Regions from separate parts of the Mus musculus genome. Here region 1 is linked to region 2. The links are chromatin contacts, found by POLR2A ChIA-PET in ENCODE. All regions are on one chromosome and are shown on one strand. Each heading gives the region's core, a stretch centred on a gene start or an enhancer-like site at or near the end of the contact. The rest is flanking DNA. Distances are from core to core; before and after follow the strand shown. Region 1 holds the start of Spryd3 (SPRY domain containing 3). Region 2 holds the start of Eif4b (eukaryotic translation initiation factor 4B).

Region 1 (4,431 bases), core at 265-2,764, 62 kb before region 2:
CAGAGGCAGGTGGGATTTCTGAGTTCAAGACCAGCCTGGTCTACAGAGTGAGTTCCAGGACAGCCAGTGCTACACAGAGAAACCCTGTCTTGAAAACAACAACAACAAAAAGAATGTATTAAACATAATCAGACCAAGAAACACCCTCAGTTGGACCCCATGAGGAAGGTGTCTAACACTCTGGGGACAGTGGTCCCTACCAACTACCTTGTGTGTGCCTCAAAGGACAACAGAGAAATGCTGACTGTTTCTGGGGCTTCAGCCCAACTGGGGTCCACAGCTGATGGAACCTACTCGCATTACGGGTTGCCCACGTATTCATCCATACCCAGTCTCACATTTTGCCTCTGAAGGTGTTCAGCCCTGTGACCTGCAGCTATGGCTGCATCCCAGGCTGGAACCTTCAGCAGCTCCCCAGCTAGGTTTGTTCTCTGGCTGCAGTGACTTTGCACTCTATCAGCTCTTGTCTCTAGTAAGGCCTCTGAACTCTTGAATTATGCTGTGGCTTCTTTAACCCTTTTCTAGCCATGTTGTTAACCTACATAAGTACACACAGGATATGTAATCTGTGACCCAAGAGTTAGTAATTAATATTAAAGTAAAAGTTCATGTGTTTGGTAAGGGCCCATTATCAATGTAAATCAGGTCTAATTGGCAAATTGCCGCCAATGAAGCTGACATCGCTTGCTGATGTATTTGATACTCAATAAATTTAGATGTGGAAAGACACAAATATGTTCGTTTATGTTTCTGACACAGGATGAGTCTTTCTGGAAAGAATATTCAGTCTTAAGAGCAAAACGTTGAAGTCGTCCAAGAATCCCAATTCCTTCCAAGGACAATCATACCCTTTATAGGAGGTGCATGATAAAGATTAGTATCCTTTCCGGTACATTCTGACCCGAGCTAACTTTTCCTACCAAGCCCAAGCCCAAAGAGCACCCGGGTTTCATCCCACTGTGCCTTTTGCATATGTTCTCTCCTGTTCTGGAACGCCTGTCCTGGAATGAACGAACGTGGTGCAAAGGGGTGCTCCGGAGAGAAGAAAGCATGTGGTGCCAGCCGAGTGCTGCCGCTGTGGAGATCAGCCTCTGGCTTCTCACGCGTAAAATAGGAGATAACATTAAAAAAAAATCCCCCCCCCCATGCCGTTAAGTGGCTCAAAAGGACATTCCAGAGAGGTTTTTAGCATCACTTCTGGCTCTGGGAACACGAAGCTCGCGCACGGGCACAGGGACCTACTCCGCCCCAAGGGAGCCGCCCCTTGACCGCCTCCCTGAGCTCCAGGCGTCCGAGGTGGCGTCCGGGCAGCCACGTCGCCTCCCCCACCCTCCCGACACCAGGGTTCCTCAGACGCCGCCGAGTGTTAGGTACCCAGCTCACCGGGCCGCGCTCCGCACCGCCTGTGCCCTGCGATTGGCTGCTGAGGGCGCCCATCTTCAAGAAGCGCTGCGGATTGGTCAGATTTAGCGGTGGGGGCGGGCCTGACGGAGCAGAGGAAGGGCGGGGACCCGGATGTGTGTGGTGGCGGCGGCCGAAGAGCTACAACGCGGAGCTGAGAGGCCTATGGATGAGGAGGACGCGGCGGCCCCGGTAGGCGGGGATCGGGGGCGGGGTCCCGGAGGCCTCGGTCTCTGCAGATCTCGAGGCGGGGGTCCTGGGCGACGGCTGCGGCCTCAGGGCGGGGCCAGGGGCTCCGGTCACGGGCGTTCCTCTCGCCGCGCACCCTCCCCATTGCAGCCAGGGCCTGTGACGACGGGGCGTAGCCTCATTGACAGGTTAAGGCCGGGTGGTCCCGGGTGTCACCTGAGAGACCCCGCGGTCCTGAGGCCGTGCCCGGACCCAGTGCGGCGGCAGCTGCTTGGTGCTGAGGCTGTCAGGTTCTCGAAGATCCGATGCCTTCAGATCTGGGGCTCCGGCATCTACCTGGGTTCGAGTCCTGGCCCAGGGCCCTGGGGGATCCCAGTGCTGCGCCGCAGGTGTCTGCTCTTGTGGGGCATGTGCTGGTCTGTAGCTCCTGCAGAAGAGCCCCAATGTGCACATTGGGATCGAACTCAGCTTAGCCCAGGATTGCTAAGCACCTACTGTGTGTAGGGCACAGTGCCAGGTGTTTGGGAGGCAGGAAGAAAATATTTCTTCATGGTTTTCCCGCTTTTGGATCTCTGGAAGATTTTATTCATTCATTCATTTACTGGCCTTGCTGGTTGTCTAAATACCGAGAGAGTCCCATGTTTTTCTCCGGTACTGCTGCTGCTTTAGGGGCTGCGGCCCTCTGAATTCTGTTACAACTTGGAGTTAAGATCTGCTAAGTTGTTTTTTCTTTTGTTTGAGACAGGGCCTCACTGTGTAGCCCTGTCTACCCTGGCACACACTATGTAGAGCAGGCTGTTGAAGAATTCAGAAATCCGTTTACCTCTGCGGACTAAAAAGGGCTGGGGTTCTGGCAGAAGAGAAGGCTCAGTGAATTGAACAGCATGGGCTTCAGGCAGGGTGGGGGTACACACTTTAATCCTAGCACCCAGGAGGCAGAGGCAGGCCAGAGTTCAAGGCTAGTAAGTTGCAGGACAGCCAGAGGTACACAGAGAAACCCTGTCTCAGAAAAACAAACAAACAAAAAATTCATACCGTTTCTTGTTTACAATTCCCTAGAAGTTTTTCATTACCCTTGAAATAAAATTTAAAAGTCCTGACTGTGGATAGACTCTTGCTTTACCCTGTTCTTTTTGTTTTTTTAGACAGGGTTTCTCTGTCTAAACCTTGCTGTCTTCTGAAATTTGCTTTGAGACCAGGCTGGCTGCCTCTTAGTCATAGATAACCACCTGCCACTACCTCTGGAGTGTTGGCATTAAAGGCCTGTGCTTCCATATCTTGCCACCTTATTCTACTCTGGTTTTTTTTTTGTTGTTGTTGTTTTGTTTTTGTTTTTGGAGACAGGGTTTCTCTGTATAGCCTTGGCTGTCCTGGAACTCACTTTGTAACCAGGCTGGCCTTGAACTCAGAAATCCGCCTGCCTCTGCCTCCTGAATGCTGGGATTAAAGACCTGCGCCACCACCCACCACCGCCTGGCTTCTTATTTTTTTTTAAGATTTATTTATTTTTTGTAAGTACACTGTAGCTGTCTTCAGACACACCAGAAGAGGGCATCAGATCTCATTACAGATGGATGTGAGCCACCATGTGGTTGCTGGGATTTGAACTCAGGACCTCTGTCTGTGCTCTTAACTGCTGAGCCATCTCTCCAACACCTCCTCTCCCCCCTTACCTTATTGTCATTCACTTTCCCTACATACAATGGCTCTGGTGGGCTGTTTTTCTCTGCCATGACACCTTTTTTCTAACCATGGGCCTGAGCAACTGTTTCTTCTGTATGGAATGGTTTTTGTTACACTGTTACACTGCCTGCCTCTCTTTCAGTTTTTCAGGCAGTACCTCAGAGTCTGTCCCTGTCCGCTATTTTGTTACATCTCTGTGGGTTTTTTTTTTTTTTTTTTCTTCCACTGGTTAAAATGACCATTTGTGGGCTGGAGAAATGGCTCAGTGGTTAAGAGCACTGACTGCTCTTCCAGAGGTCCTGAGTTCAAATCCCAGCAACAACATGGTGCCTCACAACCATCCGTAATGGAAGAGTGACAATGTACTTACATATAATAAATAAATAAGACAAAAAATTTTTTAAAAAATATGACCATTTGTATTTATTATCTGCCATGCTCCCCTATGCCCACTTGAGTGGAAACTCTGTGAGAACAAGCATCCAGATTCCTCTACCTTGCTCATAACTTTGTTCCTAACTCTGATAACAGAGCACACGATAAACAATAAAAATCCTAATAAAGGTCGAGCGGTGGTGGCGCAGGCCTTTAATCCCAGCACTTGGGAGGCAGAGGCAGGCAAATTTCTGAGTTCGAGGCCAGCCTGGTCTACAAAGTGAGTTCCAGGCCAGCCAGGGCTATAGAGAGAAACCCTGTCTCGAAAAAACCCAAAAAAAAAAAAAAAAAAAAAAAATCCCAATAAATACGTATTGCCTGAGTGGCTGAGGCTGGAGCTCTTGATGTATTTGGACATCCGGCGTCAAGTCTGGTGCACTTTGTACATTCAGGGTTGAGCAGGCTGGGGTCCTCTGCTCTGAGCCCTGCTTCCTTCTCAGCCATCTGTCTTGTCACAGGTTTGTTCTCATGAACAAGATGGATGACCTCAACTTGCACTACCGGTTTCTGAACTGGCGAAGGAGGATTCGGGAGATCCGAGAGGTCCGGGCCTTCCGATATCAGGAGAGGTTCAAGCATATCCTTGTAGATGGTGACACTTTGAGGTGAGCATAGGAAACTGGTTCTACCCTGTCCCTGTCAGTCCTTTTCCAGGTCACAGACAGGGAAAGGGGTGTGTTAGAGGGTGAGGACCATTTACACTCCACTGCCAGGGGCACCCCA
Region 2 (4,212 bases), core at 184-2,683:
GAGAGACCTTGTCGCACAGTTTAGGCACAGCAATCCAAAAGGTATTTTTAACAGATTATGCTATAAAAAATAAACTAAAACGAAAACTAATGCTGGGTGTCTAAAAGCCCTCTGGTATTCACAGGTCCACTGCAAATGCCAAAAAAACCCAAAAAGCAAAAAACTTGGAAAACAAAACAAAACAAAAAAACAAAACCCGAAACGACCTCCACAAACCTCACTTGCAATGCAGGGAATATACATTCCACCAAACAAACAAACGCACGCAGAACCTCTAGCCACTATTTTAATAGCACCTTCTGGAAGTTTCCCAGTTATCTGGGAAAATGACAAAAGCTGAATCCTGACACTAAAACTACCCAAAAAATGGAAGTTCTATATAATGCAACGCCCCGATTTCCTTCCCCACCTCTGCCTGGCATATAGTGTGCACTCAATAAAAACTGTTGGTTGAATCAAGAGGTGGAAAGAAAAAGGCACAGGAGAAATCTAGGTGTCTATCCCTACAGCACCTAACACGTGGGAGCACCCTGGGTTCCCTACCCCCAACTATAGTGGGGCCAAACCTAATATGCGTTCGCTTGGGAGTACAGCGGCCGTGCCACGCTCCCAAACCGACTAAAGCTTAAAGTACAAGGTCATAAACGAGCAAAAGCCAGGTCCATCCAGGCTTCCCATCTGGAGTCCAGCAGCGCGTGTTTCTGAGGCGCGCCTTCTCCACCACCTCGCCTCGTCGCCCGTGCCGCGCACGCGCACCGCTGCTTTCATCGGCCCCTCCACAGCCTCGCGCTCGCGTTCTAACTGCACCCCCCCGCCCCCACGAGGGTCCGCAACGGCCTCGCGCCTTGGAGACCCGGCCCAATGTGTTCCGGTCCGCGCGCCAACCGCCTCCTTCCTCCACCCGCGCCTTGGCGCGGGCGCGGTGCTTCACGCCTTTGAGAGCCTCGCGCCTCCCGCACGTCTCTCTGTGCTGCCTCCTCCAATTGAAGGCAGGGTCCACCATTTCTGCCTACTCCAACCTCGCGCAACGGGGTGAAAAGGGTGTGAGGGGGAGGGGAAGGCCTTCCCCTCCCCCTAGACATCCCGAGGCGGTAACCTCAAGCGGCCATGCCGCTAGCCTGCCGCTGCCCCCAGGTCCGAAAGGAGCCGGTGCCTCCTGCCCCCGACCTCCAGCAAGGAGCGGACCAAGCCCGGAGGCTGTTTCCGAGCCTGGTCTTTGGCCACGCTCGGCCGCTCACTCACCTGAGGCCGCCATGTTGGGAGAGGGAGAGAGAACGCAAAGGACCCGGATGAGGCAGTCACGTGATTATAGCGGGCGCGACGGGCTTGGAGACGTGAAACCAGGAGGGGGCGGGGAGCCGAGGACGGAGGCAGAAGGCGGGGCGCCGCCGCCGCGCTGGGTTCGTAAAGCAGCGCGAGGGGGTGGCGCGGCGTCCGACGGGAAGACCTGCGCGACATGTGGCCGAAGGGGTGGAGTCTGAGCTGTCGCGAAACCCTTCGCTTTACGTCGGGCCCGGCGCGGCCGTCCGGTCCGATCTGCGCCCGGGGCGGAGTCTCCTGGCGCACAGACTTGTGGGTGCTGGATCGGCGCGAAGGGCGGGGTCGCACTTGCTGATTCTATGGAACAGAGTGGACTTGGAATCTAGAATGGGTGTGCCACAATTGATTTTTTCCGAAGGGAAGATTCTGAGTTTCTTTTTAAATCACTTTTTGTAAAGACAAAGAAAATATAATGTTCCGTAGAATGGTTTCAATTAAGAAGGTAACATTTGAACCATGGGCTTTTGCCTCATTTAACCCTCCAATGGACTGACAAGGGCCAGCACCGAGTGGCTAGCCACATTTCTTACAGCGAATGCTTCATTTTTTTTAAAAATATATATTTCAAAAAGTGAAACTATTGAACACCAGCCACGTGCCAGGCACTGTTTAACAGACATTTGTGGATATAAAAAGGGATTAAAACTACCTTGAATAAAATACTACAAATGATAAACATTACAGGTAAGTAGGCTAATAGAGTAAAAGGCAGTTGGGTACAACTCCAGATGGCCTGCCCCTCTACAAGAACAGGGAACATTCTTAGCCACTGAGCCACAATTCCAGCTCCTAAAATTTTTTTATGACCCTAAAACATACAAACCATAAAACAAACAAAAAACAAACAAATAAAAACAGGGGTTGGAGAGATGGCTCAGCGGTTAAGAGCACTGACTACTCTTCCAGAATTCCTAGCACCCACATGGCAGCTCACAACTCTAACTCCAGTTCCAAAGGATCTGACACCCTCATATAGACATACATGCAGCAAAACAGCAATGCACATAAAATAAAAATAAATATACTTTAAAAAATGATTTGCAGAAACAGGCATGGTGGCACATACCCTTAATTAATTTATTTACTTATATTTAATTTGGTGTTTTGAAACAGGGTCTCTCTACATAGCACTGGCTGTCCTGGAACTCATTATGTAGACCAGGCAAGACTTTAAATTCAGAGAGCCACCTATCTCTGCCTCCTGAATGCTGGGATTAACAGTATTCATTACCATGCCCAGCTGGCACACATCTCTAATTCCTACAGTTGGAAGGCAGACAAAGGCAAATCTCTATGTATAGAGAGTTTGAGGCTAATTTGGTCTACATATCCAGTTCCAAGTCAGCCAAGGCTACATACACACAGACCCTGTCTCAAAACAAAACTAAACAAAACAAAATAACCCCTAAACCAGCCAACCAAACAAAAACAAAACAAGAAGACAGAAATACTTTTCTTAGCTCAGTATGGAGCACCACATACAAAAGTGGTAATCACCGTGCTTGGTAGATTGAGATAGAAAGATCAGTGGAAGGCAAGCTTTGACTACAGAACAAGTGAAGATCAGACTGGGCTACAAAGAGACAACGAGATCATTTGTCAAGGTTTGATAGCCGTACCTACCCAGTCCCTCTCCTTTAATTTGCTATTGCTTTTCCCCAATGGTTTTCAGCCTGACCACTGTATTAACTTCCTAGCTGGGTTTCTTGCCTGAAGGCTTTGTCTACTGCAATGCATGCAGAATATGGCTGCCACACGTCTTCCTGGAGGAGAGATCTGAACAGTTGCTGAGAAACATGGCCACACTGACATGGACAAAATAAGACTTTTTTTTTTTTTTTTGAGAGACAGGGTCTCTCTGTTTCATACCTTTGGCTGTCCTGGACCTCACTCTGTAGACCAGGCTGGCTTTAAATTCCCAGAGATCCACTTGCCTCTGCCTCCTGGGTGTTAGAATGAAAGCTAAATAAGCTTTTATAAGGCCGTGTGCAACCCACTGCCAAATCACTAATCCAAACCTCTCTCTTTCTCTCTTTCTCACTTTCTCTCTCTCTCTCTCTCTCTCTCTCTCTCTCTCTCTCTCTCTCTCTCTCTTTCTTTCTTTCTTTTGCTTTCTCGCTGTCATTTTGTTGCTTTTGAGAAAAGGTCTCACTATTTAGCCCTGTCTAGCATGGAACTTGCTATGTATATCAGGCTGACTCATAGAGATCCAGATCCTCCTGCCTCCTAAGTGTTGGGATTAAAGGTGTACAACTCTACATCTAGCCCTTTCTTTAGTGCATGCTTGGTGCCCTCAAAGGTCAGAAAAGGGCACCCGATCCCCAGGAACCAGACTTACAGACTGTCTTAAGCTGCCATGTGGAAGCTGGGAACTAAAGTTGGGTCTTTGGCAAAAGCAATGAGTACTTGTCTTAGTTTGGATTGCTGTGAAGAGACACCATGACCAAGGCAGCTCTTACAAAGGCAAACATTTAATTAGGGTTGGCCTGCAGTTCTAAGGTATAGTCCATTATAGTGGAAGTATGGCAGTGTCCAAGCAGACATGGAGCTGGAGGAGCCAAGAGTTCTACATCTTGATCAGAAGGCAGCCAGGAGAAGACTGGAAGAGACTATCTTCCACACTAGATAGAGCCCGAGCATTGGAGACCTCAAAACCCACTTACATGATGACACACTTCCTCCAAAAAGGCCACACCTCCTAATGGTGCCGCTCCCTATGGCTAAGCATTAAAACACATGAATCTGTGGCTGTAAAATATATTTAAACCACCATAGCACTTACAAATTCTGAACCATCTCTCCAGCCCCCTCCCTTGACTTTTTTTTTTTTTGAGATAGTGTCTACATAACTCTGGCTGTCCTGGAACTCACTCTGTAGATCAGACTAGCCTT

The links. ChIA-PET counts read pairs that join two places held with the same protein, here RNA polymerase II (POLR2A).
Region 1: POLR2A ChIA-PET joins it to region 2 with 24 read pairs in Patski. The contact joins the promoter of Spryd3 here to the promoter of Eif4b in region 2. POLR2A ChIA-PET finds 5 or more read pairs at or near these places in 4 of 5 experiments (Patski and embryonic stem cell).

What each region holds. Positions count from the first base shown.
Region 1 is chr15:102,133,298-102,137,728 of GRCm38, reverse strand. Spryd3 (SPRY domain containing 3) reads left to right here and starts at 1,514. Exons shown (of 11, transcript NM_001033277.3): 1 at 1,514-1,593; 2 at 4,167-4,313. The coding sequence starts at 1,571.
Region 2 is chr15:102,070,994-102,075,205 of GRCm38, reverse strand. Eif4b (eukaryotic translation initiation factor 4B) reads right to left here and starts at 1,433. Exons shown (of 15, transcript NM_145625.3): 1 at 1,243-1,433. The coding sequence starts at 1,255.